Linked DNA regions of Homo sapiens: regions 1 and 2 are each linked to region 3. A link is a contact called in ENCODE Hi-C or POLR2A ChIA-PET data. All regions are on one chromosome and are shown on one strand. The core of a region is the stretch at or near the end of the contact, and the rest is flanking DNA. Distances in the headings are between cores, read along the strand shown.

The links. A loop is a pair of places that touch in the nucleus more often than their neighbours do. ChIA-PET counts read pairs that join two places held with the same protein, here RNA polymerase II (POLR2A). Pooled maps may share reads with other maps.
Region 1: a map of IMR-90 shows a loop between it and region 3 (2.3-fold over the local background). The contact joins two enhancer-like sites. A Hi-C loop is called at or near these places in 2 of 168 maps with a recorded cell type or tissue (IMR-90 and endothelial cell of hepatic sinusoid) and 2 of 50 pooled maps. POLR2A ChIA-PET finds 5 or more read pairs at or near these places in 1 of 52 experiments (AG04450).
Region 2: a map of lower lobe of right lung shows a loop between it and region 3 (3-fold over the local background). The contact joins two enhancer-like sites. A Hi-C loop is called at or near these places in 4 of 168 maps with a recorded cell type or tissue (Calu3, heart right ventricle, lower lobe of right lung and 1 more), 9 of 37 single-sample maps with no recorded cell type and 3 of 50 pooled maps. POLR2A ChIA-PET finds 5 or more read pairs at or near these places in 3 of 52 experiments (BJ, common myeloid progenitor, CD34-positive and naive thymus-derived CD8-positive, alpha-beta T cell).

Annotation. Positions count from the first base shown.
Region 1 is chr9:4,338,039-4,341,504 of GRCh38, forward strand. It overlaps a transcript of GLIS3 not described here. Among named protein-coding and RNA genes, the nearest start is that of GLIS3, 40 kb to the left of the region's middle. RefSeq lists an enhancer at 1,351-1,645. Within about 2 kb of position 1,498, at least 4 of the 41 ENCODE cell types and tissues checked have a DNase peak (open chromatin) inside an H3K27ac peak, as active enhancers do.
Region 2 is chr9:4,237,393-4,240,745 of GRCh38, forward strand. All of the region lies in intron 2 of GLIS3 (GLIS family zinc finger 3), which reads right to left. Among named protein-coding and RNA genes, the nearest start is that of GLIS3-AS2, 60 kb to the right of the region's middle. RefSeq lists an enhancer at 568-1,087. Within about 2 kb of position 1,284, at least 4 of the 41 ENCODE cell types and tissues checked have a DNase peak (open chromatin) inside an H3K27ac peak, as active enhancers do.
Region 3 is chr9:4,276,370-4,280,003 of GRCh38, forward strand. The region is part of intron 2 of GLIS3 (GLIS family zinc finger 3); the gene reads right to left. Among named protein-coding and RNA genes, the nearest start is that of GLIS3-AS2, 21 kb to the right of the region's middle. Within about 2 kb of position 1,567, at least 2 of the 41 ENCODE cell types and tissues checked have a DNase peak (open chromatin) inside an H3K27ac peak, as active enhancers do.

The DNA of each region.
Region 1 (3,466 bases), core at 248-2,747, 62 kb after region 3:
TGTGTGTGTGTGTGTGTGTGTGTGTTTAGTTTTGAAATGCAAAAACTGTATTTGTCCATAGCATGACTTCTTTTCACAGGAGTCAGGACACCTGATTCTAATCCTATCGCTTCTCCTGACTAGACAAGTTTCCTTGAACAAGGCATATCCCATTGAGATTTTGCTGCTGCTATGTGTTGGCAGTGTTGGACTAGATGAGTTTCCTTTAAGCTTAGCTTGTTAAAACACAGCTTTCAGGTCTTTCTGTAGACCTACTGAATGAGACTTTCTGGTAACAAAATTATACGTATATATAGAGAGATAGATGGATTTCTATTATATATGTGTGTACACACACACACACACACACATACACACACACACACACACACAATTTTTTAAACAAGCTCCCTGGATTATTCTTATTCAGGATGAGAATTCAGCTCAGGACTGGTATTTGGGAGTCACCATACTAGACAACCTATGAGGTACTGTTCATATCTACTAGTCAATGACTGTATAGGGCCCCAAACTTGAAGTCAAGATGTGGCTACCACTGAATTTCAAATAGGTCTGGAAGAATCTAAAGGGCATGTGACTTGTTCACAGGCATTGTTCTGCATGAAGTTTGGGGACAGACCCAGGGAGAAAAAGGAACTGGGGGAAAATAGTGTAAGTACTGGAGATTGGTTCCTGTAGCCAGCCCCATGGGAGAAGGAGCTGCAAGTAGAAAGTAGAGGAACCAAAAATATAGCCTCATATTGTATCACCTAAGGAGCCTGGAAAAAGCACTGTTGCTTGGGTCCCAGCTCCAGAGATCCTTATTTAATTGGTTTGGGGTATGTGCCTGAGTCTTGGGATTTTTTTTAAAGCTCCCCAAGTGATTCCATTTTGAAGCTAAGATTGAGATTCTGCATTAACACACAAGGACACAAAGCCTTCAAAATGAGACGGCTTTATGTGTTACAGGCTTACCCTTAAAACTATGTTGAAAAGCGGCATTTCAAGGACCCTCCTGGTGAGTTCATGAAGCAAAATAATCATGTTCAAAACAATTGAGACTGTCCATACAACACTACCTCGATATGTTTGGGAGGATAAACTCAACACCTCAGTCATGATTTAGTGGCTTGGCTTATATATTTGGTGGCATAGATAGAATTCTGTCCCCAGGTGTGTAAGTCACATGAAGCCAGTCCTCAATGACTGGATTTGTCTTCTTCACTGAAGTGAATTGATCTGTTGTTTTGTCACTATGTAGCTAAAGCCAGTGGGAGGGTGCCAGTTATTTGGAGAAAATGTTTCATTTTGAAGTACCAAAGACAGCCGATGAATTGTGTTCATGAAATACATGCTTCACTCTACTTTTTAATTTGCTCCTGTTTAAGTTAACTGAGAGTTTCGTCTTTATTTTTAAAGAATGACATTTATATAGACGTTCAAACTGCCAATCTGTTACATAAACAGCCTTGTTTTTTGAAGGGCTGGCGCCGCCTAGAGGCCAAATAGGTGCAGAGGTTTGGATTGCTAACCGGAAAGAACCTCTCCAACCTGTTGCTTCTGGTCCTTCTGTGATCCGTCTCTGTTGTGTGTATTTAGGGTCAGGTAAAGCTAATCAGACTTTTCATTGAGCAAAGTTTCCCAAGCAAGGGTGGAGATGCCACAGTGACATTTCAAAGCCAGATAACAATGCAATGATGGGATTTGGGAAGTTTGGTACAAAAGAAGCTTCTCACTGGGATCAAAACGTGCCCAGAGAACCAGAAACTGTAGGGGGAGGGAAGGGGGAGGGGAGGGGAGGGGGAGGGGGGAGGGGGAGGGGAGGGGAGGGGGTAGGGGAGGGGTGGGGGAGGGGAGGGGGAGGGAAAGGAAAGGAAAGGAAAAGAAAAGAGACAGAAAGGTAAAGCAAGTTTTTGGTGGGTAGTTTCCTAGAGTGAACTTAAGAGCAAACATTCTCTCATTTGGTATTGACCAAGACACAAAGACTAGGGAGAAGTCAACATTTAATACCAGCTGACAAGCGGCTTTGCTTCTTGCTCATCAGTGAATTCACCATGTCCTCACGGCTTGGCTTAGCATGAGGTTGATATTCCCCTAGAATCTCTGGATCTATTCCCTTTTTCTACAGCCTTCTCCATACTTTTAATATTTTCTTTCTTACATGGCCAACTTTTAATTACCACAGGGGAACAGAGTTAGTATGTATTTTTTAAATCTCTGAATAATCCAAAACGTCTGTACCCAGATAGAAGTTTAGGAATTACAAATCAAATGAGAAAAAAAAAAAAAAGTATGTCATTTTCCTTTATTTGCCATGACTGATGTCATCTGACTTTTGAGCTGAATAGAAGTGAGGGGGTGGGGGAAAACTTCAACTTCCCAATTAAAAGGCAACTCAATTCCAGGATGAAACATTCTTTTATTTTGTCTTACCCAGTGTCTTTGGGGCAAATTCCTCATCTTTCAGGATGCATCCTCCATCCCTGTTCTCCTTGCCCGGATGGTTCCTGGGTCTAGGGTTAAGCTTCTGTGTATTTGTGGTGGCAGGACAGCAGGAATGAGGGAGTGAGGGTGATGGTCCATGTGCTCATCTCCACATCCACGCTATTAACCACCATGGACACTTGAACCTGGAGACCGTTGTCGGAACCAGATCCCACCTGATTCTTGTTTTTGTTTAATTTTTTTGGAGACAGAGTCTCGCTCTGTCACCCATCACCCAGGCTGGAGTTCAGTGGCACTATCTCAACTCACTGAACCTCCGCCTCCTGGGTTCAAGCAATTGTCCCTGCCTCAGCCACCCAAGTAGCTAGGATTATAGGTGTGGGTGACCCCTCCTGGCTAATTTTTGTATTATTAGTATAGATGGGGTTTCGCCATGTTGGCCAGGCTGGTCTCAAACACCTGCCTCGGCCTCCCAAAGTGCTGGGATTATAGGTGTGAGCCACCGTGCCTGGCCTCACCTGATATTTTAGCAACTCTGCAAACACCCACAACTGGCATCTGACATCCTTGAATAGCCTCTGGACTGCAAGTCTTTCTTCCCTCTAATCCAAATGATCTGTTATCTCTTCTGGTCCAATGGTATGCTTAGAACTTATGTGTTTCCTTTTTGGGGACAGACTTTCCTAGTTGCATTATCTGATCCACAGGCTTGTGCAATACTCTCTAGGACAAAACAAGACTGCTCTCTATCCATCTACTTCCACTTCTTCTTCAGCCATTTCCAACCTATCTGGCATCACTGGAGCTTAAAGCTCTCCTGGCTTGCACTCACACGAGTGAAAGATAAGCTCTATTACCCTGGGATTACACACTTGTAGTTATCAGGCAACATCTGACCCTGTTCAAATCAACTCTCCTTCTTCTCCAGGCTGATGTGCACACAGCTCATTGTGTGCTGGAGAAAAACTCACCATTGTGAAGACTTGTCTCATTTCACATTCAAGGTCACTGATCTCCAGTAGATCCTTAATGCTGCCCTATA
Region 2 (3,353 bases), core at 34-2,533, 39 kb before region 3:
TAAGTCTATAATATAACTACAGGTATTTTAACATAAATATGCAAAAAATAAAAAAGTAGTAGTTTTACATGAAAGATAGATGAAATCGCTACTTCAGGCTCAGTCTACTGAGCCCTAGGGCATGGCTGAAAATCTACAAATGGCATCATTATCATTCAAAATGATAGTACTTTTTTAAACCAGCTGTTTCAGTGTAGCACTTTCATTACCAAATTCTGTTACCATTTTTACCCCAATTCCATAAATGTACATTTAGAAGTACAGTTTGTCAAACTGTTGATTCTCACCACTTGATTCACCCTCTCATTAATCAGGCATGCCTTTTGTTTTGCAGTATTTTCCCCACTGTTTCATTTGAGATTAACTTTAAATTGAGAAAATAACTACTGACAGGTTCTTTTCTCTCTTCCTGTTTTGGGACACACTGTAAGCACATTTTGTCTTTCCCAGTTCTCTCCAGCTTCAGCATTTTATCAGTTTGATGTGGCTTTAAACAACTTTCCCTTCCCTAGTTAATTCACTAGCCCAGCAGCTGCAAGGGACAAGATGAATCCTTTCCATGTTCCCCTTATTCTCCCTTTGAGCAGGGACTGTCCAGAACTTCCTCAGAATTTCTACCTAGGAATGTTCTAGACCAGAAATTTTCCTCAGGAATTTCCTGTTGCCACCCTGTCCTGCTTCTATACCAGTGAGCACAAAGTCAGGAGTAAGCCTTTAGGACCACTCCGTAAAAAAGCAACTGGGACTTCTCGTTCCTACTTTACATAAAGTTTATTCCCTGCCCCCTCCCGCTGCGCAAAGAGCTTCCTGAGAGACCGAAACAATGTGGCTAAAAGGAAGGCCAAAAGGAGGGAGGTGATCTCTTAATAGAACTCAGTATTTAATCCTCCCCCACCCCTAAGCTCTGCCCAGAATAGATGACACAGAAGGAGAGGGAATTGTTGTTTTGGTGGAGAGGAAGAATATGACCGTGAATATACTCCATTCTATTTGAGAATGAGAGAGTCTACCCACATGAGAGAAGATGTAAATCATCCCCCAACATTCTAACTTCCTTCCTGAAATACACCTAGACCTAGCAGTTTACAATAATTTTTAAAAAGTGCCAAATATGCCCCCAACTTACAGTGCTAAAACCACCGTGGCTACCTGAACTCAGAAGGCCCGTGTGAAGCAACCAAAGAAAGCTTAACCCTTTCTGGGAAGTAGAATAAGTTTTGCCAGTGTTCTCTCAGTTCTTCATAACCAAAAACAAAACAAAACAAAATTTACTGAGCACATGTTCTGTCTGTGTGTCATTCCTCATGAGTCAGACACCTTCTTATCCACTATACTGTGTGCCCACTTGACATCTTTCTTCCAGAGTTGGCTTTAATTAAATCCTTCAGCACTAATGTCCCAAAGCATTCCGTGAGTCAAGCTTTCCCTGGGGTTAAGACTTTTGAAATGACCAGCAGAGAGATGGACTCTAACTACTAAGACTACTATAGCCACAGCAGCTACTGCAGTGACTTTTTCACCACGAGGCAGCCAATTCAAAACAAACGTTGTTTTTTGTCCCTGCAGTAGTTTGCTGAGAATGATGGTTTCCAGCTTCATCCATGTCCCTACAAAGGACATGAACTCATCATTTTTTATGGCTGCATAGTATTCCATGGTGTATATGTGCCACACTTTCTTAATCCAGTCTATCATTGTTGGACATTTGGGTTGGTTCCAAGTCTTTGCTATTGTGAATAGTGCCGCAATAAACATACATGTGCATGCACTGTTGTGGGGTGGGGGGAGGGGGGAGGGATAGCATTAGGAGATATACCTAATGCTAAATGACGAGTTAATGGGTGCAGCACACCAACATGGCACATGTATACATATGTAACAAACCTGCACGTTGTGCACATGTACCCTAAAACTTAAAAGTATAATTAAAAAAAAAACCAAAAAAAATGTTCTCTTAACCCATAGACGTTCACGACTTTTTTTTTTTCTCTGCGATGAGGAAGATGAAGTTGTTAGACTACTGTATTCGTATTCCAATGAACGAACCTAGATTACAGGCTGCAGGGTTGGGGCTATTCCTAGAGACCTAGAGCAAACTCTACTTCATCATTAATGAGAAAACATTTGTGACAACCATCCCAACACATCAGTCATTGAGATCTTGGTATCAAGGTTGAGAACCACCATACTGATGTGCTCTAGCTTTCTATAAATTCAATGTAACAGAAGGTCTACGCTTTGGAGGCTATACTGGATCTGAATAAGTGATCTAAAGATTGTTTCTGACTTTTCCATTACCTACTTCCCTCCCTTATTAGATTGCATCTAGGACACTAAATAGGTTTTCATTTAAAAAGACCAACAGCTGATTACAAAGTATTTTGAAGCTATGTCTAAATGCAGTAGATAAAAGAACTGTGGTTGATTTGTATCATCTACCACGGTCATTAGATTTCAGGAGTGTTTGCAAATGGCACTTTGTATTTCCTAACTCTGTATCATTAGACCTTTACAGGAATAAAGGATAACAGCCCCATCTCAAACTCATCTGCCTTATTTTAGTCATTATTAAGTTACTTTTTTCTAACTTCACTTTTTTTACGTTGAATTATTTCTGCAACCATTTAACTTGATTTTTTTTTCAGTTCCAACTGAAGATAGATAAAATTATAGTATGTAAGTAGTGGACACATATTTTATCCTTCTTACAATTAATTCACCATCTAAAGCAGCGGTCTCCAACCTTTGTGGCATCAGGGACCAGTTTCATGGAAGACAATTTTTCCACAGATGTGGGGGAGGTGGGGGGGGGGGATGGTTTCGGGATGAAACTGTTCCACCTCAGATCATCAGACATTAGTTAGATTATCATAAGGAACGCACAACCTAGATCCTCACATGGGCAGTTCACAATAGGGTTTGCGCTCTTATGAGAATCTAACACCAGTGCTGATCTGACAGGAGGCACAGCTCAGGCAGTCATGTTCACTCACCCACCACTCACCTCCTGCTGTGGGACCCAGTTCCTAACAGGCTACGGACCAGCAGCAGTTCGCGGTCTGGGGATTGGGAACCCCTGATCTAAAGCATAACTTCAACGGTCCATTCCTGAGATTTTCTCTCCAAAAAAAAACTAGTAAAAATTATAAACAAGATTACAAGGGAAGATTACAAGGGGGTACTAATATTACACTTTATCTTCTTCACATAATCAATATAAATTAGCCTTAAAATCACAGAAAAGTAAAAAAGTTAGAAGAAATTCAAATACAAGTTGGAATCCTAAAAGGAATGAGACAACTATGTAACATAGTCCTGTTCATCAAATCACAGTAAAACCAATATTCAAACAA
Region 3 (3,634 bases), core at 317-2,816:
ACGGGAGGGGAGGTGAGGGGAGGGAAGGGAAGGGGAGGGGAGGGAAGGGGAGGGGAGGGAAGGGGACGGGAGGGGAGGGAAGGGGAGGGGAGGGAAGGGGACGGGAGGGGAGGGAAGGGGACGGGAGGGAAGGGGAGGGGAGGGAAGGGAAGGGAAGGGAAGAGAAGGGGACGGAAGGGGAGGGGAGGGGAGGGGAGGGAAGAGAAGAAAGAAAATGCTATAGGTGACTAATGAAAGTTCCATTTCTGCTTCATGTCCTGTAGCATTTGAAGTGGGGAAGGGTACTAATGGAATAGATTCTTTTAAAGATGTAATGTTATAAGACTGAAACCCCCTTTTATAATTGGAACAAATCACGCCTCCGATTGAGTAATACTTGGAAATGCATCATCAATTTGATTTATACAAAGCATCAATAAATCATACAAACTGGACCCTGTGTAGCTCAGAGAGTAAACAAAAGTAAACATTGTGTTTCACCTGACTTGTTGGCAAGACAAAATGAAAACTCTGGCTACCTCAACTGGAATAATGTCTTTGGTCTCTGGCTGTTTGGTTATTTTTGGAAACTTTTATGGAATATTAACTTCATTTGCTCTAATTCTGCAGGAAGCCACATTGGAAGTGCAAGAAAATATAAATGATTAAAAAGCAGAAGTGAAAAAAAAATAACCACGGATTTTGCCCCAACCTTCTTTAGGTAATATATTAACTGCATCTCTTCAAAATTGCGGGACCCCAATCTCCACTATTATCCCAGTTCTAACATGGCTGCATTCAACACGGTACACACACTGGTGTTAGCAGACTTTTTTCATTGTCTGTTGTTTTCCCAGAGATAAACCTAAGTAAAGGAAATACTTTTCCTAAGTATAGGAAAGTAACATTTTAAATCAGTGTATTTTAAAATCTATGATGTGGCAGTGGAGAAAAACACACAGCTAGCTAACCAACTGACCAAGCAAGCTCTAACCTAAGCTCTAGATTAAAACCAATTGAAATAGCCAAACACAAACAGTAAAAAATAAACATGAAACTTGATGTATTATTTAAAGTACATTAAGTTTTTGACTTCCCAGGTTCTCACAATACATTATCTTTCTTAAACCAGGTCTTTACAAGAGACACCAACCTTAAGTGACACAAAAGAGTTTTTTAATCCCAATTAGTTTGGTGTCCTTTGTTGATATTATTCTGTCTTTTTTGTCTGACCAACAATAATGAATAACCCACAAACGCTAATGAATAACTAACTCCCTTTGTCTCCAAGGACAGCAGAGCCCAGCAAGAAATGTCAGAAGCCCTGAAGTAAAATAAAAACTCTTATAATGAAAATCTTCCCAATTATATATTCCTCCGGGTACTACAAATGTAAAATTGTCTTAAATATTTAAATAGTTGTGTCAAATGTACTTAAAGTGGGGATCATAAAGCTGATTTCCCAGACGCTGTGAAAAATGCATTTCTACGAGTCAAATTACAATGAGTAACTGTTGGAGCAGGAAGTAGGGGAAATACAATATAACCGGGATCCTTCAAACACAAATCCTAGCGAGACTAATAAGTTGCCAACTGCACCCTGTCCTGCCTGCTTACTCAGTGGCTCAGATACATAGGAACACATTCACCTCCGCTCATTAAAAATTTACATGTAGTAAGTGATCAATTTTTAAACTAATTTCTATTATCTTAGAAACATAAAACTAAAAGTAACTCTTCCTTGTCGTAGACAGAGCAAAAAAAATACACTGATGTTGCTGAAAACACTGACAAGTGTGCAACAAGATAGTGTGACGAAGAACTCAGTAATGTTGTATTTTAATTGGAACTCACTATCTTTCTCTAATATATTTCCTAACTCTGTCCGTAGAAAAGGCTTACAAGCAATGACATCCCACAGTCAACAAGAACACCCTTTCAGCCAGTTTTCCAGATATTCCCCACTAAGAGGGACTTGAGCTTCTTGGGAAAATGCATGATTCCAGGTATGGGGCACGCAAATAAAAGTGAGCCTAGAACATCTTGTTATGCCTGTAAGCAAGGAAGTACTTAATGGGAACATGTCATAAAGACACAAGAATTGACTTCAAGGGGCTCCCACTGGTCAAATTTGGGACAGTTTGAGCATCACAAAGAATAATGATGGTAATGAATTCTAACAGAATAATTTAAAAAAAATCCATGAGTGATTCTGTAGTGATTCACAAAAAGAGAAGGGAGAGAAACTCCTCTCTCTAGAAGAATACCAGCTAATAAACATAGCAGGAATAAAAGAATCAGAAAATCACCACTATGCAACCAACCATGTAAAAACTGATTCTGACAAGTATCATCAATGGATGCTATGAAAGATTGTTGGAGGACAAGATATTCGCACAAGGTTACTTATACATTTTGAAAGAGAAAGTGTCCTTCACAATGCAGAGATCTGGTAACACCACCTTAGCCAGGTGATCAAATATAGCATCACAAATACTAGGATGAAGCAGCATTCAGTGCTTCTGGGTATAATGCAATGTGTGGTACACAAATCACCTTCATAGTGTTCTTGTCAAAAATATTTAACCTGAATCCAATCATGAAGAAATTATCAGACAAACCAGAGTGTGGAACAAGACAACTCACCTAAACTCTTTAAAAATATCAGCGTGGCTGGGCACGGTGGCTCATGCCTGTAATCCCAGCACTTTGGGAGGCTGAGGCAGGTGGATCATGAGGTCAGGAGTTCAAGACCAGCCTGGCCAAGATGGTGAAACCCCATCTCTAATAAAAATACAAAAGTTTCCGGGCGTGGTGGCAGGCACCTGTAATCCCAGCTACTCATGAGGCTGACGCAGAGAACTGCTTGAACCCAGGAGGCAGAGGTTGCAGTGAGCCGAGATCGCGCCACTGCACTCCAGCCTGGGCAACAGAGCAAGACTCCATCTCAAAAAAAAAAAAAAAAAATATATATATACACACACACACACACACACACACACACACACACACACATAATACATATTATATATATTTTATATTATATATATATCAGCGTTTTTTTTAATGAAACACAAAGAAAGGTAGAGGAACTGGAAGAAAAAAAACAATAATATCAACAAAGGACACCAAACTAATTGGGATTAAAAAACTCTTTTGTGTCACTTAAGGGTGGTGTCTCTTGTGAAGACCTGGTTTAAGAAAAATAATGTATTGTGAAAACCTGGGAGGCTGAAAAATTAATGTACTTTAAATAATACATCAAGTTTCATGTTTATTTTTTACTGTCTGTGGTTGGATATTTCAACTGGTGTTAACCTAGAGCTTAGATTAGAGCTTGTTTGGTCAGTCGGTTTGCTTAGCTGTGTGTTTTTCTCCACTGCCACATCATTAATTTTAAAATACTGATACTAGTTTAAAATGTTATTTTCCTGTATCATTCCTTTACTTAGGTTTATCCCTGAGAATACCACAGACAATGAAAAAAGTCTGGTGAAGTAGGCTAAAGAGATATGACAACCAAAGGTAATATATGATCTTTGATTAGAAAAAAAAAACAGCTATAAAGGACAATTAGATAATATCATAAATCTGATATAATAATTTATATCATATTAATAATGTAAGTAGAATGAAATAAAAAATAATATAAAAT